Linked DNA regions of Homo sapiens: all the other regions are linked to region 2. The links are chromatin loops, found by intact Hi-C in ENCODE. Cell type or tissue: gastrocnemius medialis. All regions are shown on one strand.

Evidence for each region. Peaks named below come from ENCODE experiments on the same cell type or tissue, not always from the same donor. Only the 100,000 strongest peaks of a DNase experiment are listed, where the experiment ranks them.
Region 1: it touches region 2 in a loop (24-fold over the local background); 11 of 110 quality-filtered maps call a loop at or near these places.
Region 3: a loop joins it to region 2, with 2.7 times the contacts of the local background. A loop is called at or near these places in 2 of 110 quality-filtered maps.

What each region holds. Positions count from the first base shown.
Region 1 is chr1:48,813,360-48,821,359 of GRCh38, reverse strand. The region is part of intron 6 of AGBL4 (AGBL carboxypeptidase 4); the gene reads left to right. Among named protein-coding and RNA genes, the nearest start is that of BEND5, 40 kb to the right of the region's middle. In gastrocnemius medialis, a CTCF peak has its summit at 3,652; no DNase peak of the experiment used is centred here.
Region 2 is chr1:48,548,656-48,556,655 of GRCh38, reverse strand. The region is part of intron 11 of AGBL4 (AGBL carboxypeptidase 4); the gene reads left to right. Among named protein-coding and RNA genes, the nearest start is that of SPATA6, 80 kb to the right of the region's middle. In gastrocnemius medialis, a CTCF peak has its summit at 4,030 (motif pointing left); a DNase peak (open chromatin) is centred at 4,005; H3K27ac peaks cover 609 bases.
Region 3 is chr1:48,672,657-48,680,656 of GRCh38, reverse strand. All of the region lies in intron 6 of AGBL4 (AGBL carboxypeptidase 4), which reads left to right. Among named protein-coding and RNA genes, the nearest start is that of BEND5, 100 kb to the left of the region's middle. In gastrocnemius medialis, a CTCF peak has its summit at 3,166 (motif pointing left); DNase peaks (open chromatin) are centred at 2,564 and 3,066.

The DNA.
Region 1 (8,000 bases), 260 kb before region 2:
CCACTGATGGACACTTAGACTGATTCCATGACTTTGCAATTGTGAATTGTGCTGTGATAAAAATATAAGTGCATGTGTCTTTTTGAAACAATGATTTATTTTCTTTTGGGTAGATGCCCAGTAGTGACATTGCTAGGTCAAATGGTAGTTCTATTTTTAGTTCTTTGAGAAATCCCCATACTGTTTTTCATAGATGTTATACTAATTTACATTTCCATCAACATATCCCTTTTCTCCACATCCACACTAATATCTGTTGTTGTTTTGCTTTTTAATGATAGCCATTCTTACTGGTGTAAGATGATATCTCAATGTGGTTTTAATTTGCATTTCTCTGATGATTAGTGATGTTGAGCATTTTTTCATATGTTTATTGGCCACTTGTATGTCTTCTTTTGAGAAATATCTGTTCACATCCTTTGTCCACTTTTTAATGGGATTGTTTGGTTTTTTTTCTTGTTGAATTGTTTGAGTTTATTGTAGATTCTGGATATTAGTCCTTTGTCAGACACATATTTCGCAAATATTTTCTCCCATTCTGTAGCTTGTCCGTTTACCCTGTTATTTCTTTAGCTGTGCAGAAACTTTATCATTTATTAAGTCCCCTAATGGTATAGCTCTAATCTGAGTTCAAAGGCCTGAGAACTAGGTAGAGCCAACTATAGTTCCAGTCCAAAGGTTGACAGGCTCAAGACCTAGGAACAGCTGATATTTCGGTTGGAGTTTGAAGGCAGGGAAAAAGCTGGTTTCCCAGTTCAAAATCAGGGAGGTAAGAGGAGTTGCCTCTTATTCAGGGAATAATATTCTCTTATTTAGCCTTTTGTTGTATTCAGACTTTCAACTGATTGGATGAAGCCCACCCACATTACGGAGGGCAATCTGCTTTACTCAACAATAAAGCATAGTTTAACATTTATCAATTTAAGTGTTAAACTCATCCAAAAATGCCCTCCCAGAAACACCCAAAATAATGTTTGATCCAATATTTGTGTACCTCCTCATAGCCAGTCAAGGTGACACATAAAATTAACCATCACAAGGAGTGATGATGCCTCTATATTCTGTACCAGTTATAGGTCTCTGGGGAACCCGATATTCAGTTCAGATCTTCAAACCTTAAATGAGAGTGTTTTCTAAGGAAGTCCCAGGGCCCAGACAGTACTCAGAACTATAGCACTGGAGTCAAAATAACCTGAGGATAACAAATAGAAAACCCAGAGAAAAGACCTTATCCTTGTTCCATGTAATTTCTTGTTTCAATTTTTCCACCTGTAAAGTAGAAATAATAATTGTGCTTACTTAGAATGGAAGTTAGGAAGGTTGAATTAGACAATCAGCATGAAAACACACAGCACAATGCAGAAGGCAGCAGAATGGCTTTGTGTGGCTACATGAGGGAATACTATGATTGGAGAGCAGAGCTTAAGAGAGCCCATTTTAGGCTCAATAGAAGAACCATTTGAATCAAGAGTGGGGTTACTATCAGCTTTCTTAGGTGGCAAGATCCCCATCACTGGATGTGTGTGAGCAAAAGCTGGACCACCTATTGGCAAGAACACTTTAAAGAGAACAGAAACACCATACATTGGTGGATGGGCTAAAGCCTATTAAGAGTCTTGCAAAGAACTCCTTACAAATAAAAGTTCTTCCCCTTCTGGAGCTTGTTTTTCCTCCAATGTCAAATGCAAACACTGGACTAGAAGATTTCCAGGGGCTCTTGTAAGTCTAGCATTCCTTGGTTCACACTTTGCAACTTTCACCAGAACTACTGCTGTAGTCCCCAAATTGGCCTCTCTACCTTCAACCTGTATCTGTATCCCCCACAAATCCACCCCTTAAATCCATTCCCAAGTCCATGCTGCAGCCGGAGAGACCTTCTTGGCATATGACTCTGGCCACTTCCTGACCCTGCTTAACACTTTTGATGCTTCCTTATTGCCCTCAGGATAAATGCCAACCTCTCTAGCCTTTCTCAGAGAAGGGCTGCTTTACACTGGCATTCAAGGCTCTTCAGAATCTGGCCTAATGACCCCTTTTATCACTCCTTTTCATGCACCCAGCATTTTAGCCACAACTAAGCACTGGTTATTCCCCAAAACATAACAGATTCTTTCACACTTCCATACCTTTTTGTCCTGTTTTATTTTTCCAGAATGCTTTATCTCCTTATCTGCCTCCTTATCCTTCAAAATCTATTTTCAATATCGTCATCTCTAGGAAGCCTTCACTGACCACCCAGGCTGATTTAGGAGAAAACTGTCTGTACGAGCCTCTTTCACACAGCAGCAGAGTTGTCCTTCTTCAATATTTCATGAAGCTTTGAGGGCAAAGACAAGCATCCAGTCCATTGTATATATTTTTAATACTTGCTTCCTAATTGAAGGAAAATATATTTCCATGATGCAGGCTAGCTTCCTCACTCCAGGATGTGGAATATAGTGACTTTGTGGGGTTGCCATTATGACAAATCATTTCCTCTGCTTGCCAATCAATATATGTCTATTCAAGAAAAACACATGAAAAAATAAACTTAAAATGCTCAAAAACTATCACCGTTGCTATATTGATGTATTTCTTTCCAGGCTGTTTTTTGCATGCATATTATAAAGAAGATGTCAAATATCTAGTATTTTTCTTACTCTTTTTTCTCTTAATATTACAGTATTAGAATTTTCCATGTTAATATATAGTTGTTCATAACCATTGTTTTTAAGACTAGATAATATTCCATCAAGTAAATAAGTAAGTAAATAACTGTTTGGTTGAACGTTTAAGTGCATATTTTTTCACCATTATAAAAAATTCAATCACAGGCATCTTTGTGCATAAAGCATTTCTCTGTGTTTAGGATTTGTGTCTGAGGATCAGTGTCTGTGGCTGTTTTTATCTTGTGAAAATCAGGGCCTTTATCTAGAATCTGCCTGTGTTTTCTCCCCCAAACCTCCCAGACCAAAAAAGCAAAAACTGACATCAGTGCCCTAAGAGTCACTTAGTGCAATGTTTCATGTATGGCTCCCAATTAAGGCAATATGCCCCTTTTCAAATATGGCCATAAATATTTTCCTTCGGTGAAGTAGATGCCACGGAGATAATATTGATTGCAAATTACAGCCTTTGTAATTAACTAATTTACGCAGCTGGAAGATGGAGCTGGTGAAATCATTTGCTTCTGAAGGAGAATGGTGGCCTTTCCAAATTTGACTATCAGATATGAATTTGACCTAATCTCGGGAATGTTTCCGGCTGGAAGATGGAGCTGGTGAAATCATTTGCTTCTGAAGGAGAATGGTGGCCTTTCCAAATTTGACTATCAGATATGAATTTGACCTAATCTCGGGAATGTTTCCGGTAAGACTGCAGACTCTCAGGTGCTTAAGAAGTCACTGAGGCTCTGGACAAACAGGAACGTATTAGCTTTTTGCCTACTGACTACACAGCCTCCACCATTCACCCAAAATGGATCTGCATCTCCCAGGTGCATCTGCAAGCACACAAAAACACACACTGGGAAGGGGTATGAGCTGAGGTTAGTCCTAGGTGCTGCACTTTCTATTCCTGACATATCAGGATGTGTGGGAGGGAGGCCAAAGCTGCAGCACCAGGCTGGGCTTCCAGTCCTGTTGCTACTGTGGAAGCTGGCTCCAGACAGGTGGGGGCAGCAAAGAGCCAGCCTGTATGGTCAGCTGGGATTCTAGTTGACCAAAGCTGTTGGGAGAACTCAAGCTCATCAGTGTGGCAAGTTAGACAACTTGATCTGGACACATGCATAAATGGAACAGGGGTCCAGATACCCACAGGATTAATACTAATAAACCATTTTGCTTAAGCAGCAAAACTCGGTTTATATATTGAATGATAGAAAATTATTTTATTGAATCCTCTCCATAAGCACACCCATTTGATAAATAAAGAAACTGAAGTTCAGGCTAGTTAAATAGCTTTTTCCCAAGTTCACACTTGGGCCCTAAATGTCAAAGCTAGTGATTAAACAGGTCTTCTGACTCCATGGAGTGACAGGATTATGTTACGTTCTTTGTATCCACTATCTCATTTGATTCTGGAGGCTAGTCAACCAGGTACCTTTTTAAGTGGATAGGCTGAGGCCTAAACTTAACAGAATACCACTATTCCAGTGATAAAGGATCTTTAGGGGCAGGAAATAGCAACATTCAAAATGTCATACGTTGGGAGAGGGGTGGGCGCTCATCTCTGGCTTTCATAAAGCACTTGGGCAAACACCCCTCCTCATTTTTTTTCCCAGTTTTTCTTCTTTGTGCTCAAACTATTCTCAAGTATTTACAGTTCCTAGAATGGACTAACTTCTATTTCATTTCCAGGCTTTTGCACATGTTGGTCCCTCAGCCTCAAATGACTTCCTTCACACTTGTTGATCTAGTTAATTCCTATTCATCGTGACCACCTTCGAGGGCATTCTCTAAGCCCCTCCTTGCCTAGACAGATGTAGGTATATCTTCTGTGCTTTCACAGTGGTTTGCACAAACCTCTATCGTAGCATGTATCATACTACTGCATACTATGATATCTTTTTCCTTCATTAGATTGTGGACGCTTTACAGACAGAACCATATCTTATTCATCTCTCTGCTGGGCACATAGTTGGTGTTCAAACATTTGTTGAATTACTGTATGTACACATGAAGAAGCATCTTTCAAGATTCTTACAAAAGTTCAGAGGGTACCAGAGGTTTCTTATTGATTATAGGGACTAGTTACCATAATCCTTGAGGGAAATGAGAGTTGACCCTTAAACCTGAGGGTTACAGGCTGGCATTTCCTTGCTCTCTTTAGAAACATGATAAGTTTCTTGCCTTTGTAGTTATCTGGTTAAAAGGTATTTCAAATTCTTATTATACCTCATTCAACATATACCTATTCCTTATCTTATTCCTACAAGTACCTGAATGTAGAGGCCAGGCCCCACCACAGTTCTGTTTGAGTTACTTTTTAGATTGACTTGGCAAAGCAAAATCTGGCTGTTCTGCCATAAAAGGATGATCTCAGATATGATCAAGGGACTTCAAATCGTATCTGCCCATCCAAAAAGCAACAGTGCAACTATTTCAAAGGTTACCTTTAGTCCTCAACTTGTATACAACCTTCTCCCCAGCTAACCACTGCTAATCTGACATAAGCATTTAACTGTAATTCTATATAGCAAAATCCATAATCAACAGAGCTGGCGACATCTCTGTCTAGCTCTCTGTCTCTGTCTGTCTGTGTCTGTCTGTCTCTCTCTCTTTCTCTCTACACACACACACACACACACACACACACACACACACACACACACACAAAACAGTTCCTCAATAAGTGGCCAAAATCTGCCCATGTTTTGTTTAGTTTGAGCAGCTAATGCCAGAACAAAGGTAATGAAATATATTAATTACATTAGAGATATTTTAGAGAACCAAGATTTGCTTTCAGAAAGAGAGACCACATCTGACTGAGCTAAGTTGATAGCAACATGCAGATAATTAACAGCTAATAACATTAGCGTTGTAATTAGAACTGCCTTGAACTCTTAACCCATCTGCCTTTCTGATTTTGAGATCCATACAGTGAAGAACAAGATGATCGTTCTCTTTCTTGATTTGCCTGGATGTTTATAATATATTCTCTCCCAAATAAATATTACTAACTGCTATCTTTCACTTTCTACCTACTGTGTGCCAGGTGCTCTATAGATACTGAGTATATGAAGAATATATTATGCACTCAACCCTTGAGGAATTAAATATAGTTTACTTCTCTCAAAAAACTTATCTGGTAGGAATTATGACACCTATTTTTTTTTAGATAAGGAAACTGAGTGAAGTCACTTGTTGAAAGCTACCGAGCTGGTTAACTAAGCACAGATTCAAAATTAGTTCCTACTGACTCCTGTTCTTTCCATCATACCACACTGTTCTACAAATGGCCATTATTGCTATTACCTTGGTAATTTACTCACCCTGGTTGAATTTCTGGTATTCAACTCACTGTTCTGTTTAACAGTGAAGGAAAACATGAAAGGGAAAATGTAACTAAGCATGAGGTCAAGTACCCTACCTGTTTGTTTGAAAAATTCACCATTATTGTTGGAATAATCAGTCCCTGGAGTCCCAACAAAAGATGAGCAAATGATCTGAACAGACATTTCTCAAAAGACATACAAATGACCAAAAAATATATGGAAAATGCTGAATGTCATTAATCATTAAGGAAATTCCAATGAAAACCACAATGAGGTATCATCTCACCCATGAGGGTGGCTATTATTGAGAAGACAAAAATAATAAATGCTGGAAAGGATGTGGAGAAAAGGGAACTCTTATACACCGTTGATGGGAATGTAAACTAGTACAGCCACTGTGGAGAACAGTATGGAGTTTCCTCAAAAAAGTACAAATAGAGCTACTACATGATCCAGCAATCCCACTACTGGGCATTTATCCAAAGGAAAGGAAATCAGTATATCAAAAAGACATCTGCACCACCATGTTTATTGCAGAACTGTTAACAGCCAAGATGTAGATCTAGGTGTCCAACAACAGATGAATGGATAAAGAAAATGTGGTGTATATACACAATGGAATACTAGTCAATCATCAAAAAGACTGACATCCTGTCATTTATGGCAACATGGAAGAAGCTGGAGGACATTCTGTAAAGTGAAATAAGCCGGGAACAGAAAGTTAAATACCGCATGTTCTCACTCATATGTGGATGCTAAAAAAAAAAAAAAAAAAAGTTGATCTCATACATAGGGAGAGATTTGCTACAGGATACAAGATTACAGGTAGATAGGAGGAATAAGTTCTAGGGCTCTATGCCACTGTAGGATGACTATAGTTAACAATAATAGTTATATAATTTCAGCTAGAACAATGATATTGAATGTTTCCAGCACAAAGAAATAAGTGTGAGATGATGGATATGCTAATTACCTTGATCTGATCACTATATATTATATATATCAAAATATCACTATGTTTCCCATGAATATGTACAATTATTATATGTCAATTAAAAAATATTTTTAAAAAGTAGCAAATGAGCAGAATTCAGTGATGGGAAAATAAGCAGGAAGTCCTTAAATGTTAATGTTAGCAAGTAAATTACACCAGTGAGGTTTAAACTCTTGGCTGAAGATCAAGAGAAGAGCAAAGAGATTCAAGGTCCCAAGGAGGAGGTTGACAGGGAACTGGGGGACAATCAGTCTCTGGCTAAAACTACTTGACAGCAATATTGCTGAAGGTGTTGCTGAAATAACATCATGACAGGATTTTGCCAGGGGATTCAAAAATACCCAAATCTAACCTCATCTCAGCCAATTCTCCCTGGCAACTCCTTGAGGCAAATATATTCACAAGAGAGGAGAAGTTAGTTATTATTATTATTACCTAGGATTTTGGCTCCAAATCCCAGTGCATAACATGACTGAGCTGAGCTGAACTAAAATGAAGGTCCTTTTCTCCCAGAGCCCTCTCCTGAGCCTTGATTTGAAAAAAAAAAAAAGCTACCCAAAATGTCTCCATCAGAGCCAGAAGAGAAGGAGCAAAGAAGTCTACACAGGAAGAATAGTAAGTCTAGTACTAGGATCCACCTTACCCAATTCTGCTCCATCACCAGTTATTACTTTCCACCAAGGCTTCAAGGAAGGGAAATACACAAAGTCTGACCCATGAGAAGCAAAGCAACACCTTACTCTTAGCTGGAAATTTGAGCTCAAACCCTAGTGCAGAGAGCCCTGGTGGCCAGGTTGTAGATATAGTAAACAATAAATGAGATAATACGTGAGGCTTCCATCATCAAGCCTAGGCTCCCTTTAGATGAGGTCAGCCTCCTCCTGGGAGCCTGGAATCACTTCTCTCTTCTCTTGAACCTCAACCAAGAGTCCAGACCTCCCTAATGCCATGTGCTTACAAATCTGGACATCTAAGAACAACCTACTTGATTTTCCCATTGCTTATTTCCACTCATGAACTGAAGTTTTTTTG
Region 2 (8,000 bases):
GGATGGCTGTCTTGCCAAAGTGGCAGTGGAGCTGACGTCTGAAGAATTAGTAGGAGTTATTTAGAGGCAACGAGGCAGGGGGTTTGGAACAGCCTTTTGGGCAGAGGCCCTGCCACAGAGGGAAGATGACAAGTGGCATAGAACTGGTTTAAGAAATCCTGTTGCCCATGGGGTGAATGAACGCGTGGGATATAATATGCTTGTTCTTATAGTTACTAAAATGGAGCAGGATGGAGTGAGACATGGAACAGGCATGTTTTATATCCTGACAGTGAGTGGATCCTGATTAGCATATATTAAAGAGAGGGAGGCAGTCAGTCAGACAGACAGGCCAGCTGGCCCGTCAGAGGTGTGGGGGAGTGAGAATGGAAGAGAAAGGAAAAGTTCCAGAGAAAACATATTCTGTCCTAAAGATTGGATAAATATGTTGGCCTCATGGGGAGTTTAAGGCCAGCCTCATACCCATCCTGTCAGTGGGATCATTGTCAGCTTTGCTTGATATGTCCAAAGAAGAGCATTAGATACAAGAAAATTCCACTAACTGGTCCTTTTAATGGAGATTCACTATAGGAATCATAATAGCTACTTGGCACATCGGTATAGCAAAATAAAATTAGGCAACATTACTACTAAGAAGGGCAGGATGGAAAGTACTCTAGGGAGCACAGAGCTCCCTGCCTTCTAGGAGCCACCTTTAGACTTCCTTCCCAAGGTTGATGGGAACACCACCATGCAGTTCTCCAAGGCAGGAACCTGGTGTGCTATTCTTGATGCTTTTCCTAGTCCAGTCACCTCTGCCAGCACCCAAGTATCATCTTTCTTACTAGACAAATATTTCTAATTCTTTGTCCTCCTCACAACTCCCCTGAGAGTGCCTGAGCTCAGGCCCTAACTCACCATTCTCCCTGGACCAGGACCATTCTTCCTGTCTGCAGTCTGGGTCCCCTTCAAATCCCACTTCACCAGGGCCACAGGAGAAATCACCCTGGAACCAAATTTGAGCATTGTGCCTCTGTCTCTTAAAACCCTCCCCTGGCTTCCCATTATCTGCAGGAGAAAGTTCATACTCATAACATCACACAAGGCACTCATGATCTGTGCTTGCATTTTTCTCTTGCTTCCTTCTTTATCTTTTAGAAGATATTCCAGCCGTGACAAACATCTTCAAAGGGATCATCATGCCTCAGCATGCTTGCACATGCCTCTGCCTTTATTCAGGATGCTGTTTCATGCCATTCAACTCTCTTTACCTGGCCAAGTCTTACTTTTCCAGTCACCTGGATTTCAATCTTATACTGTATTTGTTGGTTGGTTTACTGCCTTTCTTCCCTTGTGAGCTCTATAAGAGTTTGTCGTTGTATGCAATTGTATTCCTGAAACTAGAAAAGTATCTGGTACATCATAGATTCTCAATTAATTGTTGACTAACTTGTTTAATAAAGAGTTATCTCAGGAAAAAAAAAAAAGACAATCTTACCCCCTCAATTCAGCTCAGGTGTTTCCTATTCTGAGAAGCTTCCAGGGTGTCTCCAATATTAAATCCCACTTTTTGCACCCTGACTTCCCTTATTTCCCCTGCCATAGTGTCATTGCCCTAACTTGCAACTTTTATTTACATGTCTTCTCTAAAGGCTGCTCAAGAACAGGGACTGATTTCTCATCTCCAAACCCATAGCGTCTGGCACAGTACCTTACACAGCAGATACTCAATAAATATTGAATAAATGAATTAATTTTAAGAAAGTTAAAATAATAAAGAATTATAGCATAAAAATAATTTTTCAAGCCACAGGCCTTGTAGTAGGACAGACCCGAGTTTAAGTCCTAACCGTCCGCTTGCTAACTGAGTGGTATTAGAAAGGTGACATCTCTGAACCTCAGTTTTCTAACCTATAACACAAGGATACCAAAATCTACCTTGCTTGTAATAAATGAAACTAGCACAGTACCTGGAAAATAGTCCGTGGTCATCAACATTAATTTCATTCCCTAAGTTTTAAGTTCAAAACAACAGTTAAAAAGAAAGTAACATCACAGCAGAAAAAAAAAATCATAAAATGTTAGAACCATGAGGGTCCTAAAGATTGGGATTTAAGTTTATAATCACACACTTCCTAGGCATGGGATTCATTGCTGTTTTGCTTGAAATATAACAAGGATGTCTCAAAATGAGGAATAAATGCAAGGAAATGACCAATAATGAGATATTATAATGGAGTTTCACTATAATAATAGTCATTCTTTGGTGAAACTGTGAAGCAAGCCAATTCCTCTTTATTGTCTAAATGGAGAAACTGAAGCCCAGGAGTGGGTCAGTGACCTGCCCAAGGCATACAGCATTTGGTGAAAGCTGTTGCTCAAATATAGGTCTCTTGATTCACAGGACATTGCTCATTCCATTAATCCATGTAAGTGCTTCAGATTCAGGCCTAATCAGGGGTGAAGACACAAGAGCAGGGGAGTGGGCTTCTTTTAAAGGTAGAGGACCCCATGTCCTGTCCCTCCAGCAAACCCTTTAGTGGACCTTTTAAGTTCTGAGCCCAGGATTTGATGCTTCCCAGGAAAAGACCGAACCCCAATTCTCACCCACAGAATGGCCCAGACTTCAGCTGAGTTTTGCAGTTACCTCCTAGGGATCTTCTTTGCTGCACTGTTCTTTGACCGCTGCAGCAGACTTGGGCCACAGGACTCTTTGAGGTTTTCTAGTTAAGTTAATGCAGATGCACTCAGGATAGATTCTTCATATTGTTCATTCCATTTCAAGTCTAGCTTGGTTTTACTCCCCTGCACTCTGCCAGATTCTCACTAATCGCAGAAGAGTCAGACTATAACAAGGGAACAGGTTAGAAAATGAGAAGAAGGAACATTACCAGGAAGTTGGTGATAAACTCAATTATCTCTATCCACAGACCTAGAGCAGAGATTCTTAACATTTTAGAAGATGCTGATTTTTTTTTTGAAAATTGTAGAAAATTATGAATACTCTTCCCAGAAAATTTACACAGTTTGTCAGTAGTATCAGAGGGTTCAGGAACCCCTTAATGGCCCTTCTGATATAGAGGCTCACAGAACATCGGAGCTGAAATGTTTCAAAACATCGGCAAGCCAGTCCCTCCTCCAAATTTACAGATTGGAAAACTGATACCTAAAGGAGACTTGCTCCAAGCAAGTGCAGCCACTCAGAAGCAGAGCTGAGGCCTGAAGCCAGGCCCATCAGAACTCCTCTCTTCCTTCTCTCTTCTCCGCCACTCCAAGATCCTGCTATGCAAATATTTACTTTGGTCTTCAGTCTCATTTTTAACTGTGCATCCAGTTGAAGCTTCTAAAAATATATGTGAGACAAGCAGGAGCTGAATATCTCTCAGAAAAGCAGAGCCCCCTCTCAGGTTGAACTGCATCAAAGTCCCAGGCACTGCTGAGCTGGGGCCCAGCTGGGCAGGCACAGCTGATTCCAAGAGCCAATTTTCAGAGCCACGGTCAACTGTCAGTGGGGAAAGGGAGGCACTGCTGGGAAATTGCTGGTGCCTGGATTGGAGGAGCAGGGGAATGAGGAAGCCATGAGGCAAGTGATAGTGTGGGATTTGGAGAGAGAGATTAATTTCCCTCTTGAGTGAGAAGTGGGTCTGAGTTAGACAGACAAGCTATAAATACCAGCAGTCTTGGGCAAGTAGAGAAGGGAGAGGCATCTCGGGTATTGAGGTGTGCTAGAAATGGAGGGAGGACACTCTTCCCTGCCAAAGTAATGAGGAGGGTGATTAGATAACCGTCTTACTAGATTAATGCAGCCTGTGAGTGGTATCCCTCTCCCCTTCCCTGTCTCCAAGGATCCATTCAGGGATTACTTTTTTCTAAGTAGGGAAGCCAAGACCCTTCCCAGTCAAGATCCTGCCCACCTCTCTCATGTCACTTGCTGTATCTCCACCAGATACTGTACAACCACTAGACCAGTGGTTCTCACCCCCAGGTGTGTTTGCCCCAGGGAGTGTTTGGCAATGTTTGAAGACACACTTGGTTGTCACAATGAGGTGGGTGCTGCTGACATCTAGTGGGAGAAACCACGGATGCTGCTAAACACCCTACAATGCACAGGGCTGCCCCCACAACACAGAATCATTTAGCCAAACATGTCAATAGTACCTGGACTATAAACAGATTGAGAGCACAGCCATTCCTGTTTTGTTTACTCTACATAGCCAGTGTGAATGTTCTGTATACCTATTACATGGCCCAGCACAGAGGAGGTGATTGATAACTTATCTGTTGAATGAATCAATGAGTAATAAATAATGAATGAGGCTGGGTGCAGTGGCTCATGCCTGTAATCCTAGCACTTTGGGAAGCTGAGGCAGGCGGATCATAAGGTCAGGAGTTCGAGACAAGCCTGATCAGCATGGTGAAACCTCGTCTCTGTTAAAAACACAAAAATTAGCCGGGCATGGTGGCACACACCTGTAGTCCCAGCTACTTGGGAGGCTGAGGCAGGAGAATCACTTGAACCCAGGAGGCGGAGGTTGCAGTGAGCTGAGATCGCACCACTCCACTCCAGCCTGAGCGACAGAGCAAGACTCCATCTCAAAAATAAATGAATGAATGAAAAATAAATAATGAATGAACAAGTGAATGAATAACAGCAACCTGCCTAATGTGGTCTGAAGTCCAAATACCCACCAAGGTTATCTCATCCAGAATCAGGCACATTAAAAATGAGGTCAGATCTCCATCTGATCTAGCCCACCAGCCTCTAACTTGGCTTCTCTTCAAAAGACCCCATTAGGGTGATGGGCAGCACTGTCACACCTGATAAAGCTGCTGCACATCTGCTTGGTCAGAAAGGATATCCCCTGCTCCAGGGAAACGTTTTTCCCAGGGTAGAGCGGAGAGTGAGAATTAGAACTAGAGATCATCTAGTTCAACTGCCCGCCAATTTTACAGGAGAGGAAACCAAGGCACACAGCATGGAAGAAACCTACAAGATGTTATACCAAACGTCCAGAAAACACAGAATTTTACAAATAGTTTCTTCATCTCTCCCCGTCTCTGTCTCTCTGTTCTTTTCTTTCTCTCTCTCTCATCTTGATTTGTTTTTGTCTTGCTTTTTCTCCCTACCTTTGTTCATAGGCCTAACATGCTAAATAACTCTGGAAACAAATGTGAATGTGACACACTCTTGTCCTTGAAGAGCTCATACTTTGTTGGAGATGACAGTTTCATATGTAGTAATGATAATAAAAAAGCTACTGCATACCAGCATTGTACTGGGTATCTTGGATATATAATTTCTAATCAATGCAATAATCCTGAGGTAGGAAGCATTATGTATTTTAGAGATGAGGACACTAAGGCTCAGAGACAGTAAATAGCCTGCCCAGGTTCACACAGCTAAACATGTAGGAGCCAGGATTAAAACCCATGCTTTTTGGACTTTAAACCTGGCCTTCTAAATACATGCACAACGGAATACAGTGTCAGGAGATAAGGCTTATACTAGCTTATGGAAGGCCATGAAAGCCAGATCTGAGAATTTAGGTCTTACCTTGGAGGTGACAGTGAATCAGTGTAGGGTTGTAGGTCAGGAAGTGACAAGGTCAGCAATTGTGAGAACATCATTCTCAGCAATAATGGGGAGAAACTGGAAGCCAGAAGACCAATTAGGATGCTGAAGCAATAGTTCAGATAAGAGACAAGGATCTGAACAATGCAATAGCAGTGGAGGAAGAGGAGGAGCAGGTTTACTATGTTTAAGAAGTACGGTAGGCAACATTGCCCTTGAGAGGCAGCAAATAATGCCAGCAAAAAGCACTCTGAAATTAGACATATCTGGGTCTGAATCCTGGTAAATCCACTTGCTGCATGTGTAGGTCAGGTGGGGTGGAGTTGGTGGAGCACCCAGCAAGGTGTCTTACACAGAGCCAGAACTCCACCCCTGATACCCAGCACCTTCATCCTGGGTATGCCAGGATGTTTCATCTGCCAGCTCTTAGCTAAGCAGATGAAATCTCAGGCAGTGTGGAATAGGCTGAATAATGACCCCCAAAGACATTCGGTTCCTGATCCCTAGAACCTATCAATAATACCTTATATGGAAACAAGGTCTTTGTAAATGTTATGGTTAAGGCTCTTCAGATGGGAGGTTGAGACTATCCTGGATTATCTGGATAGGTCCTAAATACAATCACATGTATCCCTAGAAGAGACAGGCAGAGAGAGATCTGACATACACTGAAGAGGGAGGAGGCAATGTGACCATGGGGGCAGAGATGGGAATGATATGATCACAAAGCAAGGAATGCCAACAGCCACCAGAAACCAACTATTTCTCTGTTTTCTCCCCGGGGCCTGTGGAGGGAATGCAGGCCTGTGACACCTAGATTTTGGCCCCAGTGAAACTGATTTCTGACTTCTGGCCTCCAGAACTGAGAGAATACATTTCTGTTGTTTTAAGCCACTAAGTGTGTGGTGATTTGTTACAGTGGCAATGGAAAACTAATTTCGAGCCTTATAGTTACCCCAAACTTTAATTCATTCTGTGATGGATTGGACACTCTTCTCACAATTTCCGTATAAGCATTCATCTCCAGCATCCTCCGTGAAGTGAGCCTTTCAGGAAATACCTACTCTGTGGAATTGCATTTCACCCATCAAAAAAGAGGCCTCCCTTCCCGTCCCTATCTGTGTCTCTCCACCTTCTTCTCTCAGTCCTTCTCAGTCTCTCTCACTGTTCCTGTCTCTATTTCAGTCTTATGCATCTCATTTACAGTCTGTCCTCTGCGGCTGTGCTTCTCTGCATTTTTTTCTTTTGTCTCTTTCTGTCTTATCTTTTGCCTTTCTCCCCTCTCTCCCTCCCTTCTCCTGTTGCCTACATTTATATCTCTCTCACACCTCTTTCAGTTTGATTCTTTCCTTTTCTGTCATTTGCTCCCTGTTTTTCTCTCTCTGCTCCTCACCCCATTTCTCCTCAGTTTTCAAGCCTGAGTCTCTCTCAGCCTCTCTGATTATCCTTCTCTCCTTATCTTCTTGCCTCATCCTGACCAGTTTCTCTGTATTTTCCTGTCCATTTGCATCTCTTTCGCTTTTGGTCTCTGCCTCTGCGGCCTCTTTGTCTCTTCCTCTCTCCTGCTGTCTCTCCCTGACCCTCTAATCCATCTCTCTCTATCTCTTTCTCTCTTTCTCCCTCTCCCTCTCCCTCTCCTTCTCCCTCTCCTCTCTTTCACAGGTCTTCTTACCTAGGGGGTGCCTCTGGACTTGCCTGCAATGGGAAAGGACTCTGCAATTGCATCTGCAGCCTCCACACTGCACTTCAGAGAAGGATTCACCTGTTTAGTCATGCACTTGTCTGACACTGTGGGAGGATTGGTGAGGCAGGCAGAGACAAAAGATATTTCATTGTCACATTTTTCTTCTAGCTTTACCTAGAGGCTCCTAGGCAGGTGCCTCTTAATATTCTAGCAGTGCTGTCAGCCTTACCAAAGAGAAATCACTTTTCCTTGGCCTATCCCTCTGCACAATTAATCTTCCCCCTTTAATGGTGATCATCTGTTGCTGGGAGGGGCAGGAGTATGAGCAGAAAATGAATTCTAGGTGGGAGTTTCCAAACAGGGAGCAGGTAGGAATTCAATTTTCTTATTTGGAAGCAGGATAATGGCAAGAAAAGACCTTTATGAGGACAGGGATGTGTCTGTTTTCTCTTTGTTGTATCCTAGCTCCTAGAACAGTGTCTGGCACATAGAAGCCACTTAATATGAATATATAAATGAACAAATGAGAGAATAAATCAATGGGTTTCAATCCTCCTTGCGCCAATACTTGATGTGACTCATCAGACAAGTGACTTCTGATTTTTCATCTGCAAAATGGAGATGGTAATCAGAGCTGCCATGGCCCACAACTAGGGGGAAAGGAGAAGTGGGTTATTGTGTCTGAGAAGTGGGGCAGAGCTCAGCACCCTTCAATGCAGTCAGGCCAGCTGAGCTTGCTGAGGGTTCTAGAAGAGCTGCAGGGAG
Region 3 (8,000 bases), 120 kb before region 2:
TTAGTCACGGAGGGAATTCTTCTTCGGCCTTGCCACAAGGTGGCCGTCACCTTTTCAGCATGTGCCACTGAAATTCGTTGTGGTTTTTCTAACTTCCTGGGGCTAAGCTGCTATCCTCTGGGACAGGGTCGGGGAGTGATTGTGTTGAGAGCTGTTTTGTTGTGTGTTCTTTTGTACAAGGTCAGCTTCTAGCAATCATTTTTTTTCTGATCGCCTGGGATTGCTCTCATCTATGAACCTGTACCACAAGAAGCACAATACATCCCAGGAAAGGAAAACAAATAAGCAAACAAAAAGCTCTATCTTGAGCTCTACTCAGTTTGCAAGGTAACGGACACGATCTTACTGATCCCCTTGCAGCCTTCAGAATTGTGCTGCACATTAATTAGAAATCCAGAGCCCTGGAACAAGGGAAACGACTTTGTGCTTCAATTTAATTTGTTCTCATTTTTTGACAGGGTTAAAGTTCATCTTCCCAGTCTGAATCTGAAAGCAAATTATAGCTGCGTCATTTTTATATTGATGTGCCCAGACTAAAGACCTTTGGAAAACATTTCTTCTGGGAATTGATCTGGCTGACAGTGTTTTCTCTCAATTCCATTTAGCAAACACTGACTGCAGCCTTACAATGTGCCAAGAAGTGTGGTGGTTGCCAGGAGTGAACATAAAGGGAGAGGATGCAGTCTCTCCCCAGGGGAGGTGGCCATGGCACAGGAGAGGTATAGCACACAGAGGACAGCAGTTACTAAGCACCGTGAGCTGGGACACACGGCGGCCTCTGGCCGCAGAGATCAGGGTGGGCTTATTGGAAAAGCGACTAACAAATTGGGCTTTAGAAGGTGATAAAAGCAACATAGTAGCTACCATTGCTGACTGCATGACCTGTGCCAGTGCCGTGCTAATGTAGATGTGCCACTTAATGTCACAACCACCTCTGGAATAAGGAGCAGAAGAACTCAGTGCTTGGAGATCAAATCCTGGCTTATCCACTGGCTAGCCATGTGACCTGGAGCAAGTGAGTCTGATTATCAGTCTCTTGCTCTGTGAAATGAGGGTGACAAGAATGACCCCACAGGGTGGTTGTGAGAATTAAAAGAAATCACCCACACTGATGAGTGCAGAGGTGGGCTGGGAGGGAGAGGTGGAGAGGATAGATAAGGCAGGTTCCCACGGCTGTGGTCACCCATTGAGATCACCCCCACTGTGGCCCTGGTTGTACTGAGCAGGCTTCATCGTCCTAGGCCTGTCAGGCAGCCTTCTCTCTGACACCCCAGTAACAGCTCAAATAATATTAGCCATGATTATTGCTGCACAGCCAGTGGTGTCAGAGCTGGAATTTGAACCCAGGCCTGTCTGACTCAGAGACCCTTGATCTTAACCTCAATCTATTGCCAAGACAACTCAAAGTAGTTGCAAAAGCCAGTGTCTATGCACAGGCCTTCTGATTCTCTTACATTCTTTCCACAATCTGTACAAATGTTACCCTAAAATCAGAAGCCCTCCTCTAAGAACCCTGTGCCCACCCTTCAGGCTGAGCCAGGGGGTTCCCTCTGGGCTCCCCAGTACCCCGTGCTTCCCTCAATCAACTCAGTGAGCACTCAGAATTCCACTGTCAACTTGCATATCCATCTCCCACACTAGACCATGTGGTCCTAAGAGCAGGGGTTGAGAGCAGAGTTTGAACCAAAGTTGGGAAATCACCCCATGTTCAAATTTTCTCAAACAGAAAGTTTCCCTTTAACAGTAGCAGGTAGGAAATGTGTGTTAATAAACCATGGTGCTGGCAGCTTTAAAATATTAATGATTTCTAGAATTGAAAATGCAAATTGCTGTCTGGAACTCCTCCACTTGGCATTAAAGAGAAGGGCTTTGAAAGGACACCATGGGGAACTCAGGAACTGGAGAATGGCCTTGCTAGAAGATGGGAAGACAAATAGACATTTACCACCTTTGTTATTGCCACATTTGCACCATTAAAACGCAAGAGCTAGTCACTGGGTGCTATTTGAAGGCATGGCTTTAAAGTGAGCAGGCTGGGCTTCTCCATCCACTTCAACATTCACATATGGGGTACCTACTATGTGCCAAAAGAGGGCATGTGTGGAGGGAGACAGCTAAGATCCCAATCTGGCCCGGGTCAGCTCAGTCCACTGTGGGCTGTGGTCAGGGCTCTGACCTTGAGCAAAGAGAGGGCATGGGTTCCGGGGAAATTCTCAAGATGTGTGTGAGTGGAAGGGACTGGGATTTTTCTGACAGGTGTTGTTCTCCCCCTCAGTCCCTTAAGTAAAGAGAGGGGTGCTGTGGAGCCAGTTTGGTCCTAAGCATGATCCCTGGCCCTTCTCTCAAATCAAGAGCTGAGGGGAAGCTGAGTGACATCCACAAGGCAACTGGAGAGAGCAAAGGTGGGGCAGAAGGGCGGGGGCGGCGGGATGGGTGAGGGCAGGTCCCCTGGCTGTGGCCAGCAGCTGTGCAGTTACCCCACCGTGGTGCTGGCTGTGCTGAGAAGGCCTGACCATCCTAGCGCTGTCAGGCTGCCCTGTCCCTGACAGACAGGCTGGGCTTGTCACTGCCCCATCAGAGCTCCCGAGGTACTTCGGCAGCACAGCCAACTGACACCTGCTTCCTTTCGATGACGTGTTCGTAGTGTCAGGCAGTCAGAAACTGTGTCCTGGGAGGGCCCCCGTCTCCTAGTAGCCTACCAGTTCCCATTCTGCATCCCTCTGTGTTTGTGGACCAGCTCTCTAACAATGAGCTTTGCCCCTTCTTTCCAGAAATCCGGAGGTATCTCCCCATCACCCTAGTGTCCCCAAAAAGTTGGGAGGCCTCTCCTGAGGCTTGACAGGACCCTGACTGTGGTCCCTGTGTGTCTGGCTTGCACTGTTCTAGGGGCTTTTCTGCTTCCTTCTGGCTCTTTGCTGTGATCTGGGTGTGTGACGTTACAAGGACAGGAAGCTCTGGATAAGTGAGGCATCAAGCTGTCAGGGAAGAGCGCAGGGTTTTGGAGTTAGACTGACGTCGCAGCTGCTCATCATGTGGACTGGGGCCAGTGGCACAGCTCTTTAACCTGCCTGCAGGACAGAGATCAGAGTGCCAGCCGTTCTGCAAGGCTGGCAGGATCCAATGAGCTTATATAAGTAATGCGCCCCCTGGCGCCTGGCACAGAGCAGGTGCTCAACCACCGAGATTTCCCTTCCTTTCCCTTCTCCTACCCTCCTAGGAGCCTGGATCTGTACCCTGACATGCATGTATTTGGACCCCTTCTTTGCTGTGGTGGCGAATATGTTAATCCTCTTCCTTCATCCTTTGAAAAATGTCTTTCTCCTTCTCCTCATGCATGCAGCTTACGTTTTCTTACAAATCCAATCTACTTGCAGGAAGCTTTGTGAGTTCCCTGAGACACTGCACGTCTATTATATTGGTACTTCTTGTCCTGTTCCAAGGAAAAGACTGTGTCTGAGAAAAATTATTTGCTTGATGTAGGCATGTTCTCTTGTCTACTCACCCCACACCCTTGCCTGTTGTTCTGACCAAAGTGGTGTTATCAGAGCCAGCCCCAGCCACTTACTGGGGCTTCTGATCCTCTTGAGCTTAAGTGTTTTAGAACTGGAGGGGACTGAGAGACCACCTAGCTCCGCCCCTTCTTATGACAGATGGTGAAACCGAGACCCAGGGAGCAGAGAGCCTGGGCCAAGCTCACACTAGACCACTGGTCCTCTTCTCCTTGTGGCTGCACAATTTGCAGCCACAATGCAAATTAGAAGAACAGTTTGCTGGAGTTCTTCCCCAGAACACTGAACTAGAATCTTGGTGGGGGCAGTCAGTGGGGTGTTCTGGGCATCAGTATTTTTACAAAGCTGCTGCATGGTTCTAATAAGCAGCCAGGGTTAAGAAACAGAAAATAAACCGTGTTTCTTGCCAGTGTATTAGCCTCACATACCTAGGGGAAAGCGTGAAGGAACTGTCCACAGGAGCCTGTTTCTGCAGGATGGTTCACCAGGGAGGGCCCAAGATGAGCATTCCCCTCTGCAGACGCAGAGCACCTGACTGGGTGTTCTTAATCAGGTATTTCTATTAGTCAGTAAACATTTATATCAGATTTCCTATGTGGCAGGCACTATTCTACGTGCTTTACAAATACAACCTCATTTCCTCCTGAGGGCGTTCCTGTGAGACAGTCTGCTATGATCCACATTCTATGGACAAGAAGAGTGAAGCACAGAGAAGTGAAGTAACTTGCCTGGGCTCACACACTCAGAGAGCAGCGCAGTCACTGCGCTTGTGCCTGAGTCCCTGTTTGTTACCATTATGCTCATTCACCTCTGGGTTCTCAGGTCACACTTGCAGCACCTGCCAGCACCTTCAGACCTTCAGACCCCCCACTCAAGCCTTTCTAAATGAATGGCTCTGCCAGAAGGTGGAAGGTAGGACTGAAGGTTTCTGAAATCAGTAATACTGAAAGCTACCTTTGTGGAGCACTGTGATTTATACATCTCTCCTTACCTAGTTTCTGATGAAACCATGGCGGAGCCACTTACCTAGGCCATACAGCTTCAAACCCAGGTCTGTCCAGCTCTACTTCCATGTACCCCAGGTATAACCTGAGGTAGAATTTGTAGAAAGAATCCAGGTTTATCCTAGGAGTTTTTTCGAGGAGCACATAATGGCATTCTATAAAAACACCCTCTGGAAACATATCCTGTGAATTAAATTTTTATAATTTATTTTATTCAAGAAAGATTCCATTCGCTGGTGATGGCATGGCCTAGAATTTAGGGCACAGGGTGGAGAAGTTATATAAGAACTGCTCAAATGTTTCTGATCTAACATGTAAAAATCCAGTTCACTGTGAGACCTTGGTCAAATCACTTTTTGTCTTAGAGTCTTGGTTGTAAATGGTGACATTAATTAGACCATACTCAGCTCTAATGGTCACTGTTCTGTGACTGCTGTGTGATATCAGACAGCATCCTTAACTCCTCTGATTTTTATGGTGGTAGAATCCTCCTCACTGGAACAAAAAGTAATTGCTACAGGAGAGTTGGTGTTAAGTGTAGCTGATTGCTTGTTAATCCACTTACAATGATGGATGTTTTAAAATCCATTATTGAGGACTATTGCATGCCAGGTGGCTTCCCATGCAGATTTCATATCTTTTTGACATTGTCCTTTTGTTTCAGCCACGTTGATGAGGCTGCTCTGACTCACCTATTTTGATATGCGGACATTTTGACACAGCTGAGAAAATAAACCATCACACCTTCAACTTCTTAAAAAAACATTAGCAAATAATGTGGCATGGAGACATTTCAGGCTAGTTCTTCTCATCCCAGAATTTCCCCCATCCTTGAGCTCCGCTTCTGTCAAGGGGGTCTAGGGAGGGGAGAGAGGGAAGAGATTGGGCTCAGGGTGGGCTCTGGGTCAAGGCTGGGGATGAGGATGGCAGGAACAGTAAGGAATTGGTGGGAGTGAAGGACACTGAAGATCCAACATGCGATGGGTGTGGCGGGGGGGTCTGTTTCACACAGTACCTAGTAATTTTCCAAACCAATTTTACATTTAGATGCAGCCATTTCAAAACCGTTACATCAAAACAACCATGTCAAAATGCCCTTCTCTGTCTGAGACAAAGAAAATGAGTGCCAGGAAGATATGAATAAGACAGGGCTTCTGCCCCCAAAAAGCTCAGAGTCACCAGAGGGGAAAAGCGGGACAGAAAGAGAAGCAAATTACTATTATACTGCTGGGCAATTGCTATAATAGCAGAAGGGGCTGGGAGGGAACAGAGCAGAGAGTGACTCACTGCCTGGGGGTGAAGCAGGCTTCCTGGGGGAGGGAGTGACTGGGAGCTCAAGAAACACATGTAGAATGACTAATAATAGCCACAGTTAATTGAGGACTTACCATGTGACAAGCACCGTTATTAGTACTTTATTTTAATTCATCTAGTCCTCACAGCCACCCAATAAGATGAATATTATTATTCCCATTTTACAGATGAGGAGACTGAGACACTCACAGGTTGAGTGACTTTCCCAAGACAACACAGCTAGTAAGTCGCAGAGCTAGAATTCTAAATCAGGCACAGCCATACCTAAGGTCATGCTCACCCACCCATCCCCCCCCTCCCCGCCCCAACGCGCCCAACACCCCCAGCCCACCTACAGCATTCTGTGGCCTCTCTGTGAGTGAACGACGGCTTGGGGTGAGGGAGAAGGAACACCAGCTTTAACGTTAACCAGACCTGGGTCTACTCTGCTCTCATCACTTGCCAGCTATATGACCTTGGACAATTTGCTGATCCCAGCCACCTCTTGAGTCTTATTCCTCTGGTCCTCATTCTCCCCAGCAGACATCACTCAATAACCGATAGCTGTATTTTATTGACATGGTAGATATGCGGCCAGCGTGAATGTATGGCAGGGATTCACAGCCATTAACAAGACAAAGTTCCCTTTGCCATGGAGCTAATGCCCCCAAGGAGCCAGCTCCGAGGACCCAGGAGCGTCCTCTGGACAGAGGTGTGAGGAAACTAGAAAGGTGTGAGGAGGTGTGATGAGTAGGTGAAACAACAGTAAGAGGCGAGCGTGGGAGGTGGGCAGGGGACAAGCGGGCTAGGGAGTACCGCCTGGGTTAACTTCGAGTGTATGGGGAAGCCGCTGCAGGACTGGGAGTACGGGAGTGAGATCCATCCGCCAGAAAATGGGCTACAGGGGAGGAAGGAAGCAGCAGGAGGCTTCTGTGGTTGTTCAGACAACATGCAATGGGGGCGGTGTTGAGCTTGGGCAGTGGCAACAGAAGTAATCTCCCTGTTGAGTACCTGAATGCTTCATAAACTGTATAGTCCTGGGCATATGGGAGTTGGTTCAGAATCATTACTCTTATTTCTCCCTCATGACTGACCCTTCCTTGCCTTCCTTGGCTGTCGCCATTCCATAGTCTGTTTAACAAACTCGTGGGCAAGGCATGGGTTGGTTTGTTTTCTCAGCCCAGAACAATTGGTTTGTTTTCTCAGCCCAGAACAATTCAGCTTCTCTGGCTCCTCTGAAGATGTCATGTTGAGAGAGAGAAAAAAATTACACTCTTTAATAGAAATACTTTTCCTTCATTAAGTGAAATCTCCAAAGCCCAGTAGCATTTTCGGTGCTTATATAAAAATGCCAGTGGGGATTTGAGATTGAAAGTGGTATTTTTATACAACTCAATGAAGATCTCAATAGGAAAGAAAGAACACTCTTCAAATCTGAGTTCCTCCAGCATTGGGCAAGACAGATCTTCCACTCAGGGTCAGGATCACATTACTCCCAGGCCTACAAGGAAACTTTTCCTGAAGCTCTTGGAGTGCTCATATATATCAGTTCTCTGCTTGGGGAAATTGTATTAATAATGTCCTTCCAAGGCTACAAACCATTTAACTTGAATTTCTGTTTGCACCTCAACTCTAATAACTTTGTACAAAACCTCAGGTATTTGTAGGAGTTTCAGTCAGACGCAGATGTGTGCAGGTGCCTGCACATAAGTACAAACAGAATAACATCTCTTTAGTATAGCTGGGGAATCAAATTTCCCCTTGGGAATGTCAAAAGAAAGACTAGTCTCCTGAGATAGAGAAGGTTCAAATTCCAGCTCAGAGTCTTACTAGCCTGGCAGCCCCGGGCAACGTACTGAGCCCTCACAATACAAATTTCAAAGGGCCTGGCAAGACTTGGATCCTGATGTATGTAAAGTGCCTGGTACACAGTAACTGCTCAAAACGGTTCCTCTTCAGCCACCTCTTACTTGACTGTTGTATTGTAACCCATTAGAATCATCATCAATTTCATAACAATTGTTCTTAGTTATTAATACGTAACAACCTCCTCCACTCCCCAATTTAGTGGCTTAAAATGACAATTGTCATGTATTTCCAGAGAATCTGCAATCTGACCACACATTTCTACTCTGTGATGTCTGGGCCTTCAGCTGGCATGACTCCAACAGCTCGTTTTAAGGATGGAAAACAG